2 separate regions of the Mus musculus genome follow, and region 1 is linked to region 2. Evidence: chromatin loops called from intact Hi-C (ENCODE). Cell type or tissue: left cerebral cortex. All regions are shown on one strand. Links, peaks and the distances in the headings refer to the core of each region. The heading gives the core; the rest is flanking DNA. Region 1 has its middle 940 kb from the start of Gm26629. Region 2 has its middle 1.1 Mb from the start of Sorcs3.

Evidence for each region. A loop is a pair of places that touch in the nucleus more often than their neighbours do. Peaks named below come from ENCODE experiments on the same cell type or tissue, not always from the same donor. Only the 100,000 strongest peaks of a DNase experiment are listed, where the experiment ranks them.
Region 1: it touches region 2 in a loop (5-fold over the local background); 2 of 42 quality-filtered maps call a loop at or near these places.

What each region holds. Positions count from the first base shown.
Region 1 is chr19:49,738,612-49,743,998 of GRCm38, forward strand. No RefSeq gene overlaps it. Among named protein-coding and RNA genes, the nearest start is that of Gm26629, 940 kb to the right of the region's middle. In left cerebral cortex, for the core only: a CTCF peak has its summit at 2,849 (motif pointing left); a DNase peak (open chromatin) is centred at 2,637; H3K4me3 peaks cover 229 bases.
Region 2 is chr19:49,279,757-49,285,143 of GRCm38, forward strand. No RefSeq gene overlaps it. Among named protein-coding and RNA genes, the nearest start is that of Sorcs3, 1.1 Mb to the left of the region's middle. In left cerebral cortex, for the core only: no CTCF peak of the experiment used is centred there; a DNase peak (open chromatin) is centred at 3,303.

The sequences.
Region 1 (5,387 bases), core at 63-5,062, 460 kb after region 2:
TTAGAAATTCTTTAATAAATGAGCCTTAAATAATTATATCTTAGAAAAATGAAATTTCCACAGCCTAAATTAATAAAAAAATTATTTGAAGGAATAATTTCTAAGAAAATGTTATAAAGGCTTTTAAGTGTCACAAGCTATTTTACATATCAAATGGCCTTGGGAAAGAGTTATTTTTCAATCTAATGATTGATTTTTTTTTTTAAACATGGGATCCAAAGATCAATTTAAAATACTTTGGTATTTAAACTAAATTCATTAATGGGTAAAGATTGCTTTTGTCCTGCAGTGGCTTTCTTGTTTGTTAATCAGCAAAACAACATTTACAAGTAAAGGACTTGGAGAGATTAATTGGCTGAGCCATTAGACAAAGCTGCTGTACCCTTCAATCTCTGAGCTCAAAGACTGAAGCTTACATTTTGGAAAACTACAGTCGCTGAGACTAATTCACTTCTAGGTCCATGTCATTTTACTGCAAGTCATGTTAATCCACATCTTATTTTCAGAAGTCAAATATATGTATAAAGATCAATCTTCGTCTAAGAAGTAGCGGTGAATTATTTTCTTCCTTCTCATGTCTGTGCAGATCATTAGTTAGAATAATTAGATCTATCTTGGTAGTTTTTCCTGGCGTTTTGTTGTGTTGTCTTGTCTTGTTAGTATCTGTATTAAATCTAACTCTTTAGTATGCATCTGCCTTTTCTCCCTGAGGAGAGTGTGAGGTCCTTGGTAAAGGACAGCTGTGTAGCATGTTCCTTACCCCCTGAGATCCTGTGGCATGCATTCCTTATGCACAGCAGGAGCTTGGAGTGTAATGCATTTCCCTCCTCGGTGGTTTTGTCTTTATTCCTCTCTCAGCTCCATCTCTCCATCCTCATTTCCTTCTGAGTATAGCCCGCGTTCTCCAATTTGACCTTTCCATCATGGTCTCTGTTTTATTTTATCAGATTCGCTCCTCGTCTGAAATCAAATCAAGTCCCTCTGTTTACTCTCCACTCACATTACTGCCTGCAAATGTCGATCAGGTGTACTTGCACTTAGATTATTTATGCCGGGGCTGTACTGCCTTTCACAATATCATGTGCACTAAAGGTGCTCCCCGGGAGAATTCCCACCCCTTTGATTGCATCCCTTCAGCTTTGCAAGCCCATAATCCCTCACAGCCATGGTTTCTACACTAATAACAGGGGGAACAACTGGTTGTTGTCTGAGCATTTTATATGCTGCTTCTCTGCCTGCTATATTTTTAAGTTAATTGTTTAACTTATTTAATATTTTTGCCAGGCCTTGTCATTCACTTCTCATTTCCATCCTCTGTATCTGGGAAGCACATAGATAGGCTCCTCCTCTTTCGGATTCAGCTCGTTTGTTTTACACAAGGGCTCTGCATGGACGTTTTAATCAGTGGCTCCACATGCTGCGGGAATGTTTTAAAATACAACGGAGCTGTGTCATCCATATTAATATAAGGCTTTATTGCAGCTTTATCTGTACTTAAATAAAAGGCAGAATATGCAATCATCTACTCTACCTTACACCCGCCTGCCACAGTGACCACCAGTTATTTCTCTATTATGAACATAGCAGATGAGAGAGAGGTAGAGAATCTCAGCAGGTCTCTTTAAAGAATTTCATCCATTTTGCTAGTGTATTATTATGTGTGTAGGTATGCGTGTACACATGTATGTGTATATATGTGTATGTGCATATGTGTGCACACATGATTGTGTGTGTGTGCATATATATATATATATGCACATATACACTTACCTTCATAAAAACAAATAAACAAACAAAATCCCATTTTTCTACTTTTCTACCATCCTCATGCTATAGTTCTTTAATACAGACAGTACCTCATGTTGAGCTGACTCTGTAACTATAAAGTTTTTTTGCTATTTTATAACTGTAATTTTACTACTGTTGTGAACAGTAATGTAAATATCTGACATGAAGGATAGCTGGTATGCGATCGCTAAAGAGGCCACAGCCTGAGAAAACATTACCCTAGACAAAAAAGAGGATTTACAAAATTCCTTTGGAAGAACCCAAATAAAGACTTTATGAGACTGTGTTTTTGAGAGTTCAAAGAAAATGCCTTGTCCAAAGGTGTATCACTTGTCTGAGACAGCTACAAAGCCAGCAGGAGACGCTGTTAAGTTGATAGTTTCTAAGACCCAGGTGCCAGAAGACTAACTTTGTATCATCCTCTCTCCCATGAATAGAAAGTTCCCAGGGTCAATATTGAACTTGGATACTGAGCTTTGTGCTCTCTGGCTGACTCTGCACACACTTGGATATGAAATAGGTAGTGTCTGCCTTTAAATATGTGTTTCTTCTCCAGAAATTGGAGCGGGATCTTGGGGAAAATGTCTAATGTTATAAGTAGACTATTTGTAATTATTTAAGTCAGGATCAATTTGAGAGATATAGTCACAACAGTCAGGATGCTTGCAAACTTTTTTTGTGCACAAACACCCTCAAGGATGGAGTATGGGATTCCTATGAAACAATCATCAACAGAGGAGCTGAACTTTGAGACTAATCGGACTCTCTGTGAACAATTTGCTCTCTTGACATACCTGGGAACACAATTAGACCTAAATTGACTGAACCAGAATCGAGAACGTTCCACACTTAGAATACGAACAGTGACGCCTCGTTAGTGATCTGTGACAAATCGACCACTCTGTTTTCCAAGCTGCATCTGTAAGCTCACAGGGCTTTTTAGGAGGGCTGTTAACCATGGAGGTTGGTCAGGGAAGGATTTTATTTTGAAGCATTATTATAAAAGAAAAAAAAAATTTTTGAATTTACACATATCTAGAGATTGCCACCTTGTGGTCGAAGATAGTAAAGGTTACTGGAGAAAACTATTTTACATACACAACCTAATTTTTTATGAGGGACTGATCTCTTATATTAAGCTTGACAATCCAAATATTTCTTTATTTTTGCTGAGACACCATTGTCTAAGAGATAAAAGAAAGTGATATACATTCACTCATAATTACAGGAAAATCAGCTTTTATTTATGTACAGGTGAAAAATACTTTATACAATATGTAAATACAAACATCTCTATATCTATATAGATATGATATAATAATGATTTATTGGGATATAAATACTCTTTACTTTCTGCCTTGACATTTTGCTTATGTAATTCATGTTGCTCATGTGCAGGTAGCGATGCTCATGTGCAGGTAGCGATGCTCATGTGCAGGTAGCGATGCTCAGATATGTAGACACTAAAGCAGCACAACACCCCTGCAGCGTTTTCTGTTAATGGCGGTATCCCATTCATGATACTGAAGACCTAGCAACAATGCTGAAAGGACCGCATCACAGTTCTGGGCACACCTAAGTTGCGACCAGTTTCATACTCTATAAGATACTCACTGTACTTGATTACATGATGGTAAACTGAAAAGAAATAAAAGTTTCAAAATATTTCCAAATTAATTCTAGAATTACCACTCGCATCTATAACTGTTCAATACTTGTTCCCCTAGAGCCTTCGCTTTCCTCTCAACATACAGCTGTTCTGATTTTTCTAGTGGAAATTACTTGGTTACAAGGTCTTTTTAGTAGTTATAAGTAAATCGATGGCATTCTGGCTTATGAATGATTATGCACATCACAAAGGGAGAATGTGTAAAATCAGATGACCTTCCCCCCCACCACCAAAAAAATGAGATGAAACCCCTGCAGCTATACATGGCTGCTTCCCTGTAAACTGGATGCCGTAGTGCTTGTCTCTAATACGTGTGCTCCAGGTCCTCTCAGTCCTGGGAAGCACAGGGGGGACATATTACCTAGAAATCTCACAGCAGCTGCCTTGGGTAAGGAACATTGTCCAGTCATCCTGTTAGTTCTTTTCTGCCTCTGCACATTTTTCTCCCAGGAACTGATCCTTCATCCCTTCACAGCCATCAATCTCCTTCCATTTACATCCCATATAATTTTGTCTACATAATTAAACCCTTAATTACATAATGTCATGCTTGCCCTCTAATGGTTTTACACGTGTTCCTGTGGTCTCCCACTATGGTTGGGAATAGGGATTACATGCTCAGCTTTTTCAACATCTTTCCGAACACCCATCCTAGGGCCAACTAAACAATGCCCCTTAAGTATTTTGAAGTTATATTTAAGAGGAGTTTGTGTAGTCTCTCCTCCCCCAGCCTGAAACCTGCTTGCTCAGGGGTGGAGCTTCCTGCTCATTCTTTCTGCCACGCCCACTGCTGGAACCTGCCGCCTTGCTGTTCCGAAGAGTAAAATTGAGTTTTGATCAGACTTTTGACTTGGCTTAGTTCTTTCTTCTGCCCGTCTAGTTCTTCTCTTTCAGCCCGAGTTGCCATCTCAGTAGAACCATTCCTTGCGAGCTGCTGGCCAGCCACAACAAGTTTGGAGTGTGGCAGGTCTTTCCTGAAGTTCTTCTTCGCTGGAGAAGACTAGTGTGCATGTATATCACCATGTGTAGCCAAATGTTAGAGCCATAAAATATACTGTCAAGAAGTTGAGGCAGAGCAAGTAACTCCATGGAAGAGGGAGTAAACTTTGAGAGGCCACCCTTGAGCCAGAGAAAACGACATCCTCTGCAGAAGGGGTCTACTCAAATTCTAATAGAGAATGCTGCTAGGTTATTTAAATAATTATATGCTTAGGGCAGCAGAAATTTTATGAGTAGCTGAGGCGTATGTTGCCATTACAGAAAGTAGTGTTTAAATCCAGGTTTTACAGAATGGAGTTTTATTCTTGAAACATAGCTGGTATCAAACTACATAGATTTATCTATCTATTTCAATCTTCATATTTTTCTTCAAATGCCAGCAATAAAGTTCCACTTTTGATGTCCTTGTCAAGGTTACTATTGCTGGGATGAGACACCATGACCAAAAGCAAACGGAGGAAGACAAGGCTTATTTAGCTTACACTTTCATATCAGTGTTCATCATTGAAAGAAGTCAGGACAGTAACACAATCAGGGTAGGAACTTGGAGGCACGAGCTGATGCAGAGGCCATGGAGAGCTGCTGCTTGCTTGTTATGGCTTACTCAGACTAATTTCTTACAGAATCTAAGCTACCAGCTTCAGTGGTAGAATCATGCACAGTGGGCTGTGTTCCCCCACCCCACACACATATTGATCATGAATTAAGAAAAGGTTGTACAGGTGTAAGTACAACCCAACCGTATGGAAGTATTTTCTCACATGACTATAGTTTCTGTAAAGTTGACATAAACGTAGCCAGCACAGCTAGCTTGGATGAAATACTAGAATAACCACTAATATTCCTAACCTAAGATTTGGTGTAAATTAGATCTCGATGTGATTGAGTGAAGTCAGTCTACTTTGCATGAAGACTACCTGTTGTTTCCTAG
Region 2 (5,387 bases), core at 325-5,324:
ATGTTTCCACTGAGTCTGATATGCTGGCTCACTGGAACCATGTTTGCCCAGTGTTCCCTTCACTAGAGAAGTGAATACAAAGGGAACTATCTATACACTAGACTGAATCACGGTAGACTGAATCATGACTCAGCAAGATGCTGCATCCTAATCCGGACAGGATTGTTACTGGATATGACTATTAGGACAGGCAGGTCCCTGATCATTGGAGATTAAGGACCCTGATCTATAGAGATTGTTCTGGATTATCTGAGTGGAATCCAAACGTAAGCTCAAGTGTTATCTTAATTGGGCTGCAGAAAGACACTTAATATCAGAAGTAGGCACACAACCATGGAAGTGGTCAGAACAATTCAGGGAGGAATTGTGCAGGGATACAGGCGACAACCAGAATGAAGGAAAGAAACAGAAACAAGTTGAGACCAAGGCCTGCAGAGGGAGTAGCCCTGCCTACATCTTGACCTCACTGAGTGAACCTCATTTTAGATGTCTAACCTCTCAAACTACAAGAAAGTACATTTGCAATGTTTAAAGCCACTCTGTTTGCAGTAATTTTCATAGCAGCAAGTGGAACAAAGCAGGGCTCCTTTGTGCAAATGCCCTCCCCGTGCTATCCCCATGCAGCTAGAAGCTGCTATAAAAGGGTAGTTAGAGTTTATTTCTGTCTGCCACAGAGACTGCTTGTGATGGCCACTGTAAATTGTCAACATGAAAGAGCCTGGAAATGCCTGAGAAGGATATAGCCTGCAAGCACTTCTCTGTGTGTGTGAGGGGAGGTGTATTTTTATTATATTGACTCATATGGGGAAGACCTATCTTAATTGTGGGTTGGACCACTTCTCAGACGTGGGGTCCTGCATGGTAAGGGTGAGGACAGGAAAAAGCAGCATGCTTTCTTCATGCCCTGCTTTCTGGCTGAAGACAGACACAGTGGGATCAGCCCTGTCAAGCCTCTGGTGCCATGATTTCTCTGCCGAGATGGACTGTGTCCTGGACCTGCAAGTCAGAGAGGGTGAACCTGTTCCTTCCTTCCTTCGCCTTGAGCTGCTTTGCAGAGTATCCTATCACCACAACAGGAACGGAAACTAAGAAACCACAGCCTTGTTTTCTCTATCTTAATATCTTCTCCTTTACACACAAAGACCCGAGACTTAGAAAGTGAGGGAGTTTTCCTCAGAGAGGCATGGCTTCCCACTGACAGTGATTTCTTTTCTCTCTCCACTCGAAGCTGAGTCTGTCTAGTTCATTACGTCTTTGCCTGAATCTGAAGCCTCCCTCCACCTTTTGTGAGGAATACAAGGCTGGGAGTCCCTTTCCTTTTGAGTGTTTCTTACTGCTTGGGATGTCAATAGAACCACGGCCCTCTCTTAATGACGAGCTGTTGACTTAGAGACGCTGGGAGATGAGACTTCCTGGAACCTCTTAGTGCTTTACTCCTTATCGATTCTGGAGATGGAAATAGAATATGAGAGACAGAAATACCATCTTAAAAATTATTTTTTTTCTATGTGACCTCTAAGGTCCAGGGAACTGGATGAGTAAAACAATCTATCAAGAGGTTGGACAAGAGCCACAGGGTTGCTCTTGTTCATGGGGTCACTTTCCGATTGTTTAAATGGACTGTTTGTTCTCTCTCAAGGCTTTTTGTCTCCATTATATCTATCCTTCCTTTCCTTTCTCCTTCACGTCCACAAAGTGGACATTAGTTCAAACTTTGAATGCATTATTATAATGGTGGGCATGTCAATGCTGGGCCCTGGCATTTATCAAAGGCTTACAACATGCTAGACCCAAGGTTTCATTTCTTACACTAATACAGTATTTAATTAACACAAACACTCTGCAACTTAGGAGCTTTTATTATTGATCAGGACTCTGGAACTCAGGTCAAGTTACTTATTCAGGGTTACAATATTAGTGGATGGAAAAATGCATAGGTGATGGAAATCTCCTTTTTAAGACATATGTGCTTGTTCACAAAATTCTTCTCCATTCCATTCCCCTCTAGAAATCTGCCTCTTGGCCATCTGGTTTGCACTTACCCTAGTAGACTCTGTATACCAATACCATGCTAGGTTCCTCCCTGTCTGAGCCCCAGGATAAGCTTATATGTACAAATAAGCCATCTCTGCCTTTCCTTCCCCATTCCTCTCTCTCCAAGTCTATCAGTATTCCTGTATTCTCAAAGAAGCCAGGACAGTACAAACATGCCAAGGTCTCTCCATCTGCCTCCATTCCCGGTTTGTGCAGACAGAGACAAGCAGCCCTGGCTTCGGTTGGACTTGGTGCAGAGGGCAGTGCCCTCACATAAATAGCGGTCGATGCCATTTCGACTTATTTTGTAAAATTTTCGTTACTGTTGTATGTTCTGTAGGGGGTAATTTTTAAAGCCTTTAACTAGTCAGTGTATGGCACAGGGCTTCCCTCTCTTCCTTCTTTTTTAACAATGGTGAGGACTTATTGGACACAGCAGAATATGGCTAAAGCCGGTACCTGGTGTTAGATGCACTGAAGCTGAGTCTATTCCTCCTAAAAAAAAAAAAAAAAGAAAAGAAAGAAACCCTGGCCAAGTTGCAGTACTTCCCAGAAGTGTAATATCACAAAATATAAACGATCCTTGGGGAAGAGTCTTCTGATGAAAGAGAAGGTCACTGCCCAGGGCTGTTTGTTCGTTGAAGGGGTCCTACAGACACCATTGTCCTCTCTGGCACATAAAAATGTTCTTTTAATTGAGCTCTGTGTTCACCATCAAGGAGAGCGAGTGAAAGATGAGAAATAAAACACCTCCATTCTTTTCCACCGGCTATTACCCCAGTAATGGCACACTAATAAATGTGGCATTAGTTAAGAACTGAGTGGGGAAAATCACCATTACTCTTGGAGCCATAAGAAATGAAGATTCAAAAGGTTATTACGGATAATAGATTCACATTCTAACATGTGTGGAATGGATCTGGGCTTTGATTGGATGCGTTTGGCTTAGTGATGCTTTTTTTTTTTTTTTTTTTTTTTTTTTTTTTTTTTTTTTTCCTGATAGGGAATGTGCTGGTTGGTTGAATGGAAGTGGGACCCCAGGCCCTGGAAGCGAGACTGGGTTCTTTGTTCATGCAGGGCTTCAGTAAGGAGACTGACTGCACTGTATCTTCCCTGAGAACAATGATGTCTGTCCAAAGCTGCCTTGAAAAGCCTCGCTAAGATCACATTCTGTGCTTTGAGAATCTCCGAGGACATGAAGAGAGATGGCACCAGATGAAGACAAGATGAACAAATGAAAACTGTCTAGCCTGAGCAAGAGCATTATGCAAAAGCTATTTTGGTCCTCGGAAAGCAGCCGCTGCTCTCAGGATTGCTGCGTTCACACCTCAACTCCAACTGATGCATTATGTTTCTCCTCAAAACCAGTTTACCAAGCCAGGAGCTTAACTAAGAAAAATTCTGTCCCTCCTATCCCAGAAAGGAAGGAATTTAAATTGTCTGCTACCTATGGGTCAAATCCAGGAGTCTCCCCCCCTCCCGCCCCGCCCCCCGGGGTCCCAAGGTGTGAGGGTGAAAGTGAGGCTCCCTCTGAGGCTTTTAGGCTGGGTCTACTTTCACTCTGATTCTAAAGGAAAGGCTGAGGTTCTTAAGGGAGCACAGAATCCACACAGTGCTTAGCCCAAACAGGCAACTTCAGCTAAGCATTTACACTGAGTTTGTATGAGAAGTGTTTAGATGCTCACGGCATCTACCACCATGGAGTACTGTGAGCCAGTACCGTGGGTAAAGAGTCAGGGACCACAGGTTTGATTTCAATTCTGCTTCTCATGTGCAGTGTTCGATTACTTACGCCCTAACTGCTGTGCTTCATGCTTTTTATTCCCCATTCTTTTAGCAAATCCAGCCACTTCTAGTGGTCTCAGGCACATGTCACCCACGTTAAGGTGACTATTGTCTTTACAAAATCCTTCCGGGATGCTCTTTACAAAACCAAATCTCAGTTGGACAACTCACTGTTCCAGACTCTCAAGTGACTGAAACCAGGCACTGAACAAACCCAGTAACTGTTCACCTCACCTCACTTGGTACCAAGTTTACATCAAGGTCTTGGAGTTCTAGTGTGTGTGTGTGTGTGTGTGTGTGTGTGTGTGTGTATGTGTGTGTGTGTGTGTCTGTCTATGTGTGTGTGTGTGTGTGTGTTATAATTCTACAACTCTTACCTTGTTCTTTATTCTATTTTTGATACTTGGTCAATACAAACTAGCAGATACCGATTATGAACAAGAAAAAAAAATAAGTAGACAGGTTCAATGTTTTGGAACACCCTTTCTGTTTGTGTGCGGATTTGAATTTTTTTTTGATCTCCGAACCCTGAGTTGCTCAGGAATGAATTTAGAACGAAGATTTAGAATATGTGTTTTGTCTCCTGTTGTATAAGCCCCTAGCCTTCGATGTATCTGTTTCCAGGTGTGGGATATGGAAGGTAATCATATAATCATTAGAATCTCATGGGTAATTCTGAAAACTGAACTAAGGCAGGTAAAGAATTCAAAACATAGAGTAGCTCATTGCAGAGACTAAGGCGATTCACTGTTCACAATTATGTTTTTCTACCATCTCTGGCTGGCTTGAGAGGGACCTCCTACATGTTGCTTGTGTCTTTTCCCAAGGAAGCGTTGATGCTGTTGTCCTCACAGAGACTTCTTCCATGTGCATCAGTCATGAGTCTTGTGGTGAAACTTTCACTAGGATTCAGCACCTAGAAATGGTGATGACATTTTAGCTAGCTTTGAACATGGCTGATGCAGAACACCATATACAGTTAAATATTGAAAGCCCCCCACGCAGGGCCATGCAAAATACATATGGGAGGATGGCATTACTGGGTTAAATCAAGTACTGTTGGCATTAAACCATTAGCATGTATTAAATGGATTTTGAGAACTTGTGATGGCTTTTGGGGGGGGGGCTGTATCCAGGCTCCCATGTTTCTGTATAATCTATGCCTCTCCTGTGTCATCTCTTTCCATGTCCCATAAACATCTCCTGCAACTACCTAGCACCCCACAAGTCCAAACCTGTCCCTAGTCCTCAAATTCTCCATTACTTCAGTTGTATCTCTGAGACTACACCTTCTATTTCCAGACAGAAGACACCACCATCTTTTCTACAGTCATCTTTTTATGCAACTCTAAGGAATCAGGTGAGGGAAATTTTTATACGGATTTATCATCTGGTATCTGGATTTGCTATCCATGTAATCCATTGCTTTAGCAAATTTAAACATTGTAACTCCCCTTGTATCTTTTTAAAATTTAAATCCTCTACCTAAACTTCCCTGTGGGATGTCACTGAACCTATACTCGCTTCTGTATCTCCCCTCCAGCCCAAAGAAACACATTTCACAAAAT